2 separate regions of the Homo sapiens genome follow, and region 2 is linked to region 1. The links are chromatin contacts, found by Hi-C or POLR2A ChIA-PET in ENCODE. All regions are on one chromosome and are shown on one strand. The core of a region is the stretch at or near the end of the contact, and the rest is flanking DNA. Distances in the headings are between cores, read along the strand shown. Region 1 has its middle 66 kb from the start of RANBP6. Region 2 holds the start of LINC02851 (long intergenic non-protein coding RNA 2851).

Region 1 (7,147 bases), core at 584-3,083:
CTGATAACTCAACTGCCCACCAAATATCTCTGCAAAAGCCGCACATTCACTGTGAACTCAATGTGTACAAACCTAAACTCACCACTCACCCCAAACCACTAAATTCTCTAGATTCCAAATCAGAAGAGTCTCTTGTCTCCTCCATTTTAGTAAATGACACCACCAGCCCTCTATAGCTTTTTAGGTGTGGGAATATGATGAGGTTTCTTTTCAAATAGCCTGATCAATCCTTTATTCTTTAATTCATGGTACCCCCCACCCATTTTTTCTTTTTCTTTTTTCTTCCTTTCTGCCTTTGTTACATACCCAGAAACACCACAGTACCGGGCGTTATCAGTACCAGCTCACATTCCTTTCCTTATTTGGAAAGAAGACTAGCTCTCTAGCTCACTGCAGACACCCCTACTCCTTTCCCCTGTCTCCCTTATATGCCCACCTTATCTAAAAAAGGTTCAAATGTTTAGCCAATTGGGACTAGTTTAGATTGTAGGGCCCGACCCCGGCCAATGGGGAAAGGGTACAGGGTCAGGACTTGCATTAGGAATAAAGGCTCTCATGCCCCTTTGTTCAGGTGTGCTCTCATGGTGACCGGCCAAGGAGAAGCACCCCTCTGCGCAAAAGTAAAATTGCTTGGTTAAGAATCCTTTGTTTGAGTGTTCAATTTCCTTAGGATTTTGGGCATTATTCTCAACAATTCTGGTGCCCAAATTCTGGGGCTCAAATACTCTCCTTTGGGAAGGGGGTCTTTGGTCACCTCACCCAGGGGTCCCACTGTCTTGTTATGGTGGCCAGAGGGTGAGGGGGGTCAGGGCCCACCCATTGTGATGAATAAATCTGGGTTCTCAGCAAAGCAGGGAGGAGAGGCTTGCAAGACCGTGGCAATAAGAGGACCAGGTAATTCTTGTGCATGGAAAAAGGTAGGAGACTTCACAAAGGTGACAAAGTATTTCCTTGGTGGTCAGGATAATTTGGAGTTTGACAGTGTGTGAATGGGGCTAAGCATTATGGTTGTGTGGAGTGAGTGAGTCTTCTCTGCGGTTTCGTGTTGCCATCTATCGACTAGGGGCAGGAAGAGTCACAGTAGACAAAGAGAAAGAAGGGTACAAGGAGCCTCCAGAGGGGTGAGCTATAGGATATGCAGGAAACCCTTAACGGGAGAGGCTAAGCCTCCAGAAAGGGGGAGGTAAGACACCTCCAACACAACAGGTTGAACCCCCTCTTAAAGCCTCATTGAGCCTCTAGAAAGAGGGGGGTAGACACCTCTAACAGGAGAGGTTAGAGCCCCCCATAACCCCTAAGATGGGGAATGTTTCATGTAAGACAGGAAAACTAAAGAGTCAAGAGAGCAATGAAATTCCTTCTGATAGCCCCTTGGGGCTTATGCTAAAGTATTGGAAAGATAATGAGAGGACCAAGTATAAACGAAAACAGCAGATGATAAAATATTTTTGTTTTATTTGGGCTCGAGAACCCATCCTGAAACCCTCACTTTTCTGGCCAAAATTTGGGTCAAATGAGGAGCGGATTTGTCAGCTCTTAATTGAGCATGTTAATGATAAGAGCCCTGTTTCCCAGGAAGAAATTGATTACACCCTCTATTGGTGGCAGGGACCTATCCTCCTTTACCCTTTAGACTCCGGAGGGAGAAAGCCAGAAGCCAACCCCTCTGGCAGGGAAAGAGTTCCCATGTCTAGACAACCCACACCCACTAACACGTGGGACCCTCTAGATCACCTTCCTCCATTCAGTGCCCCCATCCCACTCCTCCAGTTCCTGTTTCAGGTCCCTCCCCTGCTTGTGTCACTCTTCCAGCTGCCCCCAATCCCGCCCCTCCGGTTCCCGTTTCAGGTCCCTCCCCTGCTTGCGTCACTCTTCTGGCCGCCCCGATCCCGCCCCTCTGGTTCCCATTTCCGTTTCAGGTCCCTCCCCTGTTTGCATCATTCTTCTGGTTGCCCCCCAGTCCCGCCCCTCCAGCTCCCGTTTCCATTTCAGGTCCCTCCCCTGCTTGTGTCACTCTTCCAGTTGTTCCCGATTCCGTCCCTCTGGCTGCGGTTTCGGGTTACTGCCCAGCTGTTTCAGGCCACTCCCTCACCTGTGTCACTTGCCCGTGTTCCATTCCCCCAGCTGCTGCTGCAGATCCCTCCCCGACCTGTGGTTTCTATACTCATATACTCATATTGCTCCTCCTGCCTATAATCCTCACTTTGCAGAATTACCATCTTGTGAGCCTGCCCCCCTCCTCAACAAAACTATTAAGTATCCCTCTTTAAAGGGGCTTCAATGTGAAATAGAGCAATGTAAAAAAGATATTCGAAACTTTCCATTTCCCTCCACACCTAAAGAGCCAGATCCAACTTTCTTTCCTCTAAGGGTGGTACCACAAGGACAGGGGGTGGCTATTGGCTTTGTAAACTCTCCCTTGACCAGTTCAGAAGTCCAGAATTTAAAAAAGGAGCTTAAGCCATTATTGGATGACCCTTATGGAGTAGCAGATCAAATTGATCAATTTCTAGGGCCTCAGATATACACTGGGCTGAGTTGATGTCCATTTTGGGTGTCCTCTTTTCAGGGGAAGAACGAAGTACGATTCGGAGGGCTGCTATGGTGGTTTGGGAATGTGAGCACCCTTCTGGTCAAAATGTTCCTCCTGCAGACCATAAATTTCCCACCCGAGACCCCCAGTGGGACAATAACAATGCAAATCACTGGGAAAACGTGAAGGACCTAAGGAAGATGATAATAAAAGGAATTCGAGAATCAGTACCCCGAACTCAAAATCTTTCTAAAGCATTTGATATTCAACAGGAAAAAGATGAGGGACCTGCTAGATTCTTAAACAGATTGAGGGAGCAAATGAGACAATATGCAGGCCTTGATTTGGAAAACCCCCTTGGACGAGGAATGTTAAAACCTCACTTTGTTACTAAAAGTTGGCCAAACATTTCAAGAAAATTACGAAAGATAGAAAGTTGGGAGGACCAGCCTCTGAGTGAACTGCTCAGGGAGGCTCAAAAAGTATATGTGAGAAGAGATGAGGAAAACAAAAACAAAAACAAAAGACAAAACTCATGTTTTCTGCCTTCCAACAGATGGCTCCAAATCCATATATCTCTAAGCAGGGCTTTCAAGGGGCCAGAGATTATAAGGGGCCTAAACCCTCCTTTAGAGGACTGAAGCCTCCATCTGGAGGGTCAAGGTCCTCATTTAATAAGCCCCCTAAGTGGTATAGGGGAGCAAGGGCTGAGAATGCTAAGACTGAGACGGAAGAAGGACAAGATAGAGGCTACAGATGTGGAAGAACAGGCCACTTCAAGAGGGAATGTCCTGAAATAAAGAGAGAGAGAGAAATTTTTACACTCATGACTTCCGAAGAACAATAGGGGAGTCAGGGGCTCTGCCTCTTTTATTTTGAGTCCCACCAGGAGCCCTTGATAAATTTGGAGGTAGGACCTAAACATGAATTTATCACCTTTTTAGTTGATTCAGGAGCTTCACACTCCTCTGTTTGTTTCCCTCCACCTGGTCTTACCTGCTCTTCGGAAGAAGTTTTAGTCAGCGGGGTAAAAGGAGAAGGATTTAAGGCAAAAATTTTTAGAAAGCACAGAAGTCAGATATCAAGATTGATTTACTCATATTCAATTTTTATTAATTCCTGAAGTGGGAACTAATCTATTAGGAAGGGACTTAATGGTAAGGCTAGGTACAGGCCTTCGAGTGGGCCCTAAAGGATTCCTCACTTCACTACATTTACTCACTGCTGTAAATGAGAAATATATTCATCCTGATGTCTGGTCAAAGGAAGGAAATAGAGGGAAACTCCAAATCTCTCCAATACATATCAAACTAAAAAATCCTGGGGAAATAGTAAGGAGAAAGCAGTACCCCATTCCTTTAGAGGGCAGAGTAGGGCTAAAGCCTGTAATTAAGGGTCTCATTAAAGATGGGCTTCTTGAACCCTGTATGTCTCCTTACAATACCCCAATCATGCCTGTCAAGAAATCAGATGGGTCCTATTGATTAGTGCAAGACCTTAGAGCTATTAATCAAGTAGTCCAGACCACTCACCCCATTGTTCCTAACCCTTACACCATTCTTAGCAAAATTCTATACAATCATCAGTTGTTTACATTGACGGATTTAATCTGGCATGCCCTTGGCTAAGGATAGCTGAGATATATTTGTTTTTGAGTGGGAAGACCCCCACTCAGGGCTGAGACAACAATATTGATGGACAGTCTTGCCCCAGGGGTTCACAGACTCCCCCAACCTCCCTCTTTGGTCAGATCCCAGAACAAGTACTAGAGAAAGTCACAGTCCCTAAGCAAATATGCCTGCTTCAGTACGTAGATGATCTTCTTATATCTGGTAAAGATATAAAGGAAGTAAGTGACTTCTCTACACATATTCTCAATCACTTGCAATGTGAGGGGTTGTGGGTCTCAAAAGGGAAACTTCAGTATGTAGAACCTGAAGTTAAATACTTAGGTCACCTAATCAGTGCTGGTAAATGAAGAATAGGCCTTGAAAGAGTGGAGGGAATTGTTTCTCTACCCCTGCCTCAAAATAAACAAGAACTCAGGAAATTTTTAGGACTAATTAGATATTGCTGTTTATGGATTGACACATTTGCATTAAAAAGTAAACTTCTATATGAGAAACTTGCCCAGTGCAAACCTGATTGTCTCTTGTGGACTTCTGAGGAAATCCAGCAAATTGAGGAATTAAAAGAGATGCTCATAACTGCCCCTATTCTAGCTCTACACTCCCTAGAGTTTTTGTTAACGTAAATAATGAGGTAGCTCTAGGAGTTCTTACCTAAGGGCATGGAGGCAATTGACAGCCCGTGGCCTTCTTGTTAAAGGTCTTAGACCCAGTCACTTTTGAGTGGCCCCAATGTATCCAATCCATCACGGCTACAGCAGTATTAGTTGAAGAAAGTAGGAATTTAACCTTTGGAGGAAAGTTAACAGTAAGCACACCCCACCAAGTTAGAACTATTTTAAGTCAGAAAGCAGGAAGGTGGATCACTGACTCAAGGATTTTAAAATATGAGGCTATCCTACTGGAAAAAGATGATTTAATATTAACTACTGAAAATTCACTTAATCCAGAAGCCTTTCTGATAGGGGATCCAAACTTAAAAAGAGAGCACGCATGTTTAGATCTGATTGATTACCATACAAAAGTTCGACCAGACTTAGGAGAAACTCCCTTCAAGAGAGGGGGGCACTTATTCATAGATGGCTCCTCCTGCGTAATTGAAGGGAAAAGACATCATGGGTATTCAGTGATTGATGGAGAAACGCTTGAAGAAGTAGAATCAGGAAGACTGCCTAATAATTGGTCTGCCCAGACATGTGAACTGTTTGCACTCAGCCAAGCTTTAGAACATTTACAAAACCAAGAAAGAACTATCTATACTGACTCTAAGTATGCCTTTGGGGTGGCACACACATTTGGAAAAATTTGGATGGAGAGGAGTCTTACCAATAGTAGAGGCCAAGATTTAGTTCATAGAGAACTAATTGCTTGTGTCCTCTATAATCTCCAATTGCCAGAAGAGATAGCTATTGTACATGTCCCAGGGCATCAGAGGGACTTGTCTTTCACAAGTCGGGGAAATAATCTCGCAGATCAGATAGCAAAGCAAGCTGCCGTTTCTTCTGAAATGCCTGTTTTTCATTTAACTCCATGCCTTCCTTCTCCTACTGCAACCCCCATTTTCGCTTCCATTGAAAAAGAGAAGTTAATAAGAATAGGAGCTAAAGAGAACACAGAAGGGAAATGGATATTATCAGATCAAAGGGAGATGTTGTCAATACCTCTCACGAGGGAGATCTCGTCTCAATTACATCAGGGGACCCAATGGGGACCCCAAGCAATGTATGATGCAGTTCTCCAGGTTTATGGGTATATAGGAATTTACACCCTGGCCAAACAAGTTATAGATAGTTGTTTAATACGTAAAAAAGACTAATAAGCAGATTCTAAGGAAATTGCCCCTTGGAGGAAGGAATCCAGGGCTGAGACCATTTCAAAGTGTTCAGATTGATTATACCGAAATGCCCCCAGCTGGTTGCTTAAAATACTTAGTAGTAGTAATAGACCACTTTACCCACTGGGTAGAGGCTATCCCATTCTCAAGTGCAACCACCAATAATGTAGTCTAAGCATTAATTGAAAACATCGTACCCAGATTTGGACTAGTGGAAAATATTGATTCAGATAATGGAACCCATTTCACTGCACATGTCATTAAGAAGTTAGCCCAGGTACTAGATATAAATTGGGAATATCATACCCCCTGGCATCCATCCTCCTCAGGAAGGGTAAAGCAGATGAATCAGACTCTAAAAAACCACTTAAGTTAGTTTTAGAACCCGATTGCCATGGACTAAATGTCTTCCTATTGCTTTGTTAAGAATCCAGACTGCCCCTTGGAGAGATATTGGCCTTTCCCCTTATGAAATGCTCTACGGATTGCCCTACTTACACTCTGCTGCTGACATCCCTACATTTGAAACTAAAGATCATTTCCTCAAAATCTATACACTTTGTCTATCCTCTATCTTCTCCTGCCTTAAGACTAAAGGTCTCCTAGCACAGGCGCCACCCCTGGAGTTTCCAGCACATCAACATCAGCCTGGAGACTATGTCCTCATCAAAGGGTGGAAGGAAGGGAAACTCGAACCAGCTTGGGAAGGACCCTACCTAGTGCTCCTAATTACTGAGACTACAGTCCGGACAGCGGAAAGAGGATGGACTTATCACACCCAAGTCAAAAAGACGCTGCCACCTTCAGAATCATGCACTGTCACTCCTGGGCTCACCCCCACCAAACTAACTCTAAAAAGAGATTACTAATCACTTACTTATTTTCTTTTCAACAGAAGGTCATCTTGTCATCAATGGTAACTCAGGCTAGCCAACCTTTAACCCTTCTGTTTGACGTCTGTTCAGTCATCCCGTGCGGAGATGAGCAAGCTCAAAGGAAGGTATCCCATGGTGATAAGTATCTATGTCCATACTGCAAAGAGTCAACCAAGTATAAGTATGGAACTTCAAAACGTCCCTGTAGTGACTGGGCAGATGTTTGGTGGACCACTAAGTACAAAGGGTGGACAGCCAGGCCGCCTGCTTCAAATAG
Region 2 (7,121 bases), core at 121-2,620, 620 kb after region 1:
CCATTATGTTTATGACTTGTTGCTCTTATCATAATCTCTCATCACCTTGTCTCCTAAGTAGACTTGGAAGCTCGATATTGTACACCTTATTAGGAAAATACTCAATTGTCTTCTAGTATAGGGAAAATTCGTCTTGTGTGTGGAGTAAACAACATTTTTGCCTTTACCACCATGAATATCATGTTCCCTTCATCCTCACTGTGTCCCTCAAAACCAAGAAAACATCTGGGAGTAGAGCTCGTAGAATGTTTCAAATAAGCTGAAATTAAGAGTTTTGTAGCATTGAAATGGAGTCTTTACATCAAAGTATAACTTGAAAGAAGAAACTTAGCAATTACCCTGCCCAAATCCATTGATCGTGTAATCTTTCTTAGCTGAGAACGTTACGGAACAAAGGCCCGCAAGGGCCTGGCAGTTGAGACACTTCAGGGCAGTTAAGAAAATTCATTTCACCTTTGCAGAATGTTCGGTACGTTTGGCCATCTGCCTCTGACAGCACAAAAGCCCTAAATTTAATACCCTGAAGAGCTAACGTTAAAGTGCAAAAACGAAGGTTGCAACAGCCCGACTTCGATACACTGAAAAGAACCAGGATACACCTGCACTTCTAATTTTTTCAATTTCAGCCCAAAGCCGGCCTGGTTCAAGCATTCCTCAGAAATTTCCAGCGCACGTTCCCCATCTGAAGGCTCACACCTGCGGGAGTAGAACACACTCCACACCGGTGCCGCCAACACACGGAATCTGCGCTCCCGGAAGCTTACAACATGGTCATTGTTGAAGTGCTCCCCTTGAATTGGTCGGGCGTGGTGGCGCGCTCGTGTGGTCCCAGCTACTCGGGAGGCTGGGGTAGGAGCATCGCTTGAACCCAGGAGGAGGGTGTTGCAGTGAGACGAGATCGCGCCACTGCACTCCAGCCTGGGCGACAGAGCGAAACTCCATCTCAAAAAAAAAAAAAAATCCTTAGGGACCGCCCAGAGGCTGGTGACACCTGCACTGGTACCTCCATGGCCGCGCCTCTGAGGTCACCGCTCCAGAAGGTCCCAGGCCGGCGTGGAAACCTATTACTAAGTGGGGCGGGTGGACACCAGCAGGTCCCGCCCTAAAGGAGTCCCGCGGCCGCTTGGGCCTCAGTTCCTCTTTCCTGCCCAAGTATCTCCCCAGCTCTGACGAAACAGGCAACTTCCAGACTGTGGCGTTAGCTCAGCGACTGCACTGAGCCGCCGGGAAGATCCTGGTCCCGTCAGCCAGCTGACCCACATGCGTTGCGGAGGCGCTGACCACCCCGCTTCGCTGGCTGGTGGGGGGTCACGTGAGGACCTCGGGGTCACGTGAGGTCCTCGGGCGCCGCAGGGAGGGCGGCATCCAAGTCTTTCCGCGCGTGCGCGAGCGTCCGCTGTCACTCAGGTAGAACAGTCTCAAATCGCACCGTTAGTACCGGCCCCCTTTGCCTTTCTACCTTGCCCCTCCGAGTCCCGACCCAAGATCCCAAGTAATCGTCTTCCCCCTGCACCAGGGCCGGGACCAGGCAGCCAAGAAACGCGGAGACAGACTACTGGGACTGCGACGTCTCCTCTCCTGTTCGCTGCGATATGCCGGCGTCGTGTTGAGCGGGCTGCGGACACAGACAGCCTGCCCGGCCCCACTGAGTGTTTGATCCCCATCCTCGCAGCTCTCTAGAGGACCAGAGTTGGCGGTGCAGCCCAGCGGAGCTTCGGTGGGTGCGGATGTCACTAGATGACAGACCCAGCCCTGTCCCTCAGCCCTCAGGGCCCTTTTCCCAAAGCCTACAGCCGCAGAAAGTTCTCTTAGGATATCCCCAGACCCTGCAGCCAGCTTTTCCATTTTTCCTTCCTGGGGCCAGTACTTTCTACAGCGTCTACAGCCAAAGTATCTTATCCCAGGAGGGCCTTTATAACCATCTGCGCCTTTGGGACTTTTCCCCACTTGTTGAAATCCATGGTCTTGGCCTTTCTAGTAGCCTGTCTCTCACGCTTAAGATAGTACATGCCTCCCATCTGTAAAAATGGATCATCCGCCGGGCGCAGTGGCTCACGCCTGTAATCCCAGCACGTTGGGAGGCCAAGGTGGGCGGATCACTATGTCAGGAGTTCAAGACCAGCCTGGCTAACATGGTGAAACTCCGTCCCTACTAAAAATACATATAAAAATTAGCCGGGCGTGGTGGCGGGCGCCTGTAGTCCTAGCTACTCAAGAGGCTGAGGCATGAGAATCGCTTGAACCTGGGAAGCGGAGGTTGCAATGAGCCGAGATCGAGCCACTGCACTCCAGCCTAGGTGATGGCCAGACTCTGTCTCAAAAAAAAAAAAAAAAAAAAAAGACTGTATACATTAAACTGATCCCACCTTTTTAGGCCTTTAGGACTCCACCTTAGGTTATCCTTTCCTCATGGCCCTTGATTATTAACCCATCCTAGGGCCATCTTCTCCTTTTCAGGGTGGAGGTTTGTTTGGCATGCTTTCCTCAGGCTGCTTTGTAGAAACGCATGATTCAAAACTAGGTACAGGCCAGCGCGGTGGCTCACACCTGTAATCCCAGCCCTTTGGGAGGCCGAGGGAGGCAGATTGCTTGAGGTCAGGAGTTCGAGACTAGTCTGGCCAACATGATGAAACCCCATCTCTACTAAAAATATAAAAATTAGCCGTGTGTGGTGGTGCACGCCTGTAATCCCAGCTACCTGAGTGGCTGAGGCAGGAGAATCGCTTGAACCCAGGAGATGGAGGTTGGAGTGAGCTGAGATGCCACCACTGCACTCTAGCCTGGGTGACACAGCGAGATTTTGTCTCAAACCAGACAAACAACAAAAAAACAACATCAGCTATAAATTTTCCTTTGGTGTATAGGTTAAGCACTTTTACCAAACAATGTTTTTCTTTGAACTGCCCTGGCATTATGCAATTCTGAACTCTTTGAAGGCTCCTGCTTAGACTTCAGCTGCCACCATGAGGAAGCCCAAGAAGCCTGTAAACCCTGAATATCTGAGTTAGGCCTCAGTCAGTTTAGGAAGTTTATTTTGCCAAAGGTAAGGATGCACACCCATAACACAGCCTCAGGAGGTCCTGACTACATGTGCCCAAGGTGGTCCCAGTACAACTTACTTTTATACATTTTAGGGAGACATCAATCAATATATGTAAGATGAACATTGGTTTTTTCCAGAAAGGCGTGACAATTTGACGCAAAGGCAGACTCGAGGCAAAGGCAGAACAACTCAAAGAGGGGAGTGGGTTTCCAGGTCATAGGTAGATAAGAGGCAAACGGTTGCATTCTTTTGAGTTTGATTAGCCTTTTCAAAGGAAGCAGTCAGATGTGTATCTCAGCGAGCTGAGGAATGACTTTGAATACAGTGGGAGGCAGGTTTGCCCTAAGCAGTTCCTAGCTTCAGTCTTCTCTTTAGCTTAGTGATTTTTGGGGCCCCAAGTTTTATTTTCCCTTCGCAAGCCCATATGGAGAACTGAGGCCCCTGCCTGAGAGTCCTAGCTGAGCTTACAGAACAACTTTCAGCCTTGGGAGTGAGGCCATTTGGACCTTCTTTGTTCTATACTTCAGAGAATGGAGTTATTTTTGAGATGTAGTCCATGAGTGTGGTTTGAGAAAAACAGCTACTAGCTGGTATGTTGCAGTTGGGTGGGAATGAATGGCAAGCCAGAACTGACAGAAAGGGAAGAATAGCCATGGTATCTCTGTGAAGTGGACATTCCAGAGAGAGAAGTGGGTATTCCAAAAGTGAGTGGGTTTGTGAGGAGCAACGAAGACATCCATCATGATGAAACAACAATAAGACCAAGTTTTGAGCTGGGGTGGAGAACAATTCTCTGGGTGGCCTCAGACCCCAACCCAGTTCTTCTTTTCATGCTTGTGGTTTAATTATTATTACTATTTTTTTTTCAGACAGAGTCTCACTCTGTTGCCCAGGCTGGAATGCAGTAGCACAATGTCGGCTCACTGCAAACTCTGCCTCCTGGGTTCAAGTGATTTTCCTGCCTCAGCCTCCCGAGTAGCTGGGACTACAGATGCATACCAACATACATGGCTAGTTTTTGTATTTTTAGTAGGGACAGGGTTTCACCATGTTAGCCAGGCTGATCTCCAACTCCTGACCTAAAGTGATCCAACTCAGCCTCCCAAAGTGCTGGGATTACAGGCACGAACCATTGCGCCTGGCCGTGGTTTTCAAGAATAACTGAAGAGCCAGGCGCGGTGGCTCACACCTTGTAATCCCAGCACTTTGGGAGGCTGAGGCGGGCGTTATCACCTGAGGTTGGGAGTTTGAGAACAGCCTGACCAACATGGAGAAACCCTGTCTCAACTAAAAAAAAAATACAAAATTAACCGGGCGTGGTGGTACATGCCTGTAATCCCAGCTACTTGGGAGGCTGAGGCAGAAGAATTGTTTGAATCTGGGAGGCAGAGGTTGCCGTGAGCCAAGATCGTGCCATTGTACTCCAGCCTGGGCAACAAGAGCGAAACTCCACCTCAAAAAAAAAAAAAAAGAATAACTATAGAATATGCTTGGAATGCAGTATCCTGAGATAGGGGAGGAACTGGCTGGAACAGCCTGGACTTTGTTTCTTTTTCCCCTAGAAGCGACATGTCCTCCAACATTTTAGCCCAGCAAGTCTTGTGGCCCCTGAGGATATAACCCAGAGAGGGCTGCTTTCTGGGATTTCTCGGCTGTGGTTCAAGTGGAGTACACACAGTTGAGACCCTGTCTGCCCTGGGCAGCTTTCTTGACCCTTGGGGGACCAGCTCACAATAAATCCTAGGCTTCTGTTGCTCCTTGCTGCCTATCCATAAGCAATAAACCTGCTTCAGCTCATTCACTCATGGGTAATTTTTGTATAGCTATTATAAAAGGGGTAATATGTAATGCTAAATACTCCAGTAACAATCATGGGGTTCCATTAAGTATAAATTGTGTGCATGGGTGTTGTATATCACTGGACTCAAGTTGATAACCAGTGTACAGTGAAACTGATTAACACTGAGTAGTACCTGGAAGGAATAAAGAATAGGTAGCGGCCGGGCACAGTGGCTCATGCCTGGAATCCCAGCACATTGGGAGGGATCACCTGAGGTCAGGAGTTCAAGACCAACCTGGCCAACATGGTGAAACCCCGTCTCTACTAAAAATTAGCCAGGCGTGGTGGCACACACCTGTATTCCCAGCAACTCGGGAGGCTGAGGCAGAAGAATCGCTTGAACCCAGGAGGCAGAGGTTGCAGTGAGCCGAGATCATACCACTGCACTCCAGCCTCGGTGAGAAAGCAAGACTCTGTATTCAAAAAAACAAAACAAAATAAAAAAAGAGTAAGTAGGTAGGTCCAGAGACTAAACATAGTGATATCTTGTGGCAGAAAGATGAATACCCATCACCTGTTTAGAAAGGCTTTTGCCTTATCCACTTACTTGTAGAGTCATCATACAGGAGATTGATAGTGATAGGAGGCAGGTAAATTTTTAGGCAGACAGGGATGGGTCCCTGGTGAAACTCAACCTTCGAGCTAAGGATAGTCTGAAGCCTGAAAACCAAGCTACAAGTTCTGGCTAAATCCACAAACCAGATTTAGAGATCCCATTCCTGTTTGGCATGCTCTTTCCTGATTGGTCTTTATCCTTCAGCTATTTTTTTATAATATATATTTATAATATATAATATTATATATTATATATAATTATATATATTATATATTATATATAATTATATATAATATTATATATTATATATAATTATATATAATATTATATATTATATATAATTATATATAATATATATATATGAGATGATGTATTGAATCATTACCTCCCTTCCCCAATTGGTCCTCTACACTTTTGTGCCTATTTCTGAATGGTGTTTTTCAAGCATACCCACAGACCAGTCAGCACACACTTCCCCATTTCAAGCCTATAGAAACCTCTAGACTCGGCCTCATCACTAGCAACCCACCTTTGGGTCCCATCTTGCTGTTGAGAGCTTTTCTTTTGCTCAACAAATTCTACTCTGCCTTAGTTACTCTCTGGTGTCCATGTACCTCATTCTTCTCAACCGTGGGACAAGAACTTGGAGCTCATTGAACTACAGTAGTAAAAGAGCTGCAACAAGATCTAATAAAATAATGCTTAAAGATACTATTATTAAATTACACTTAAAACATCAGGCATGGTGCCTCACACCTATAATCCCAGCACTTTGAGAGGCCAAGGTGGCAGGATTGCCTGAGGCCAGGAGTTTAAGATCGGCCTGGACAACACAGTGAAAACCTGTCTCTACAAAAAAATTTAAAAGTTTGGCCAAGTGCAGTGGCTCACACCTGTAATCCCAGCACTTTGGGAGGCTGAAGCGGGCAGATCACCTGAGGCCAAGAGTTCAAGACCAGCCTGACCAGTATGGTGAAAACCCGTCTCTACTAAAAACTCAAAAATTAGTTGGATGTGTTGGCAGGTGCCTGTAATCCCAGCTACTTGGGAGGCTGAGGCAGGAGAATCGCTTGAACCTGGGAGTTGGAGGTTGTAGTCAGCCGAGATCCCACCACTGCACTCCAGCCTGGGCGACAGAGTGAGACTCCATCTCAAAAAAAAAAAAAAAAAAAATTAAAAATTAGTAGGCTGAGGCAATACATGCCTGTAGTCCTAGCTATTCAAGAAGCTGAGAAGGGAGGATCACTTGAACCCAGAAATTTAAGATGTAGTGAGCTATGATCACTCCATTGCATTCTAATCTGGGGCCTGGGTTACAGAGTGAGAATATATTTCAAAAAAAATTTTTTTAAAATTACGCTTAAATTTAAAAACAAAGGCTCTTTCTCTTTTTTTTCTTTTTTCTTTTACTTTTTTTTTTTTTTTTTTTGGGACAAAGTCTCGCTGTGTCTCCAGGCTGGAGTGCAATGGTGTGATCTTGGCTCACTGCAACTTCCGCCTCCCGGGTTCAAGTGAGTCTTCTGCCTCAGCCTCCTGAGTAGCTGGGTTACAGGCGTGTACCCCCACGTCTGGCTAATTTTTTTGTATTTTTAGTAGAAATGGGGTTTCACCGTGTTAGCCAGGATGGTCTTGATCTCCTGACCTCGTGATCTGCCTGCCTTGGCCTCTCAAAATGTTGGGAT

What was found. Hi-C counts contacts between places; a loop is a spot of excess contacts on that map. ChIA-PET counts read pairs that join two places held with the same protein, here RNA polymerase II (POLR2A). Pooled maps may share reads with other maps.
Region 2: a pooled map shows a loop between it and region 1 (4-fold over the local background). The contact joins the promoter of LINC02851 here to the enhancer-like site in region 1. A Hi-C loop is called at or near these places in 2 of 50 pooled maps. POLR2A ChIA-PET finds 5 or more read pairs at or near these places in 2 of 52 experiments (HEK293 and PC-9).

What each region holds. Positions count from the first base shown.
Region 1 is chr9:6,078,523-6,085,669 of GRCh38, forward strand. No RefSeq gene overlaps it. Among named protein-coding and RNA genes, the nearest start is that of RANBP6, 66 kb to the left of the region's middle. RefSeq lists an enhancer at 6,338-7,147. Within about 2 kb of position 1,834, at least 20 of the 41 ENCODE cell types and tissues checked have a DNase peak (open chromatin) inside an H3K27ac peak, as active enhancers do.
Region 2 is chr9:6,702,937-6,710,057 of GRCh38, forward strand. LINC02851 (long intergenic non-protein coding RNA 2851) reads left to right here and starts at 1,371. Exons shown (of 3, transcript NR_184134.1): 1 at 1,371-1,407; 2 at 1,517-1,717; 3 at 4,606-4,844. RefSeq lists enhancers at 1,383-1,472, 1,523-1,652 and a silencer at 4,359-4,573.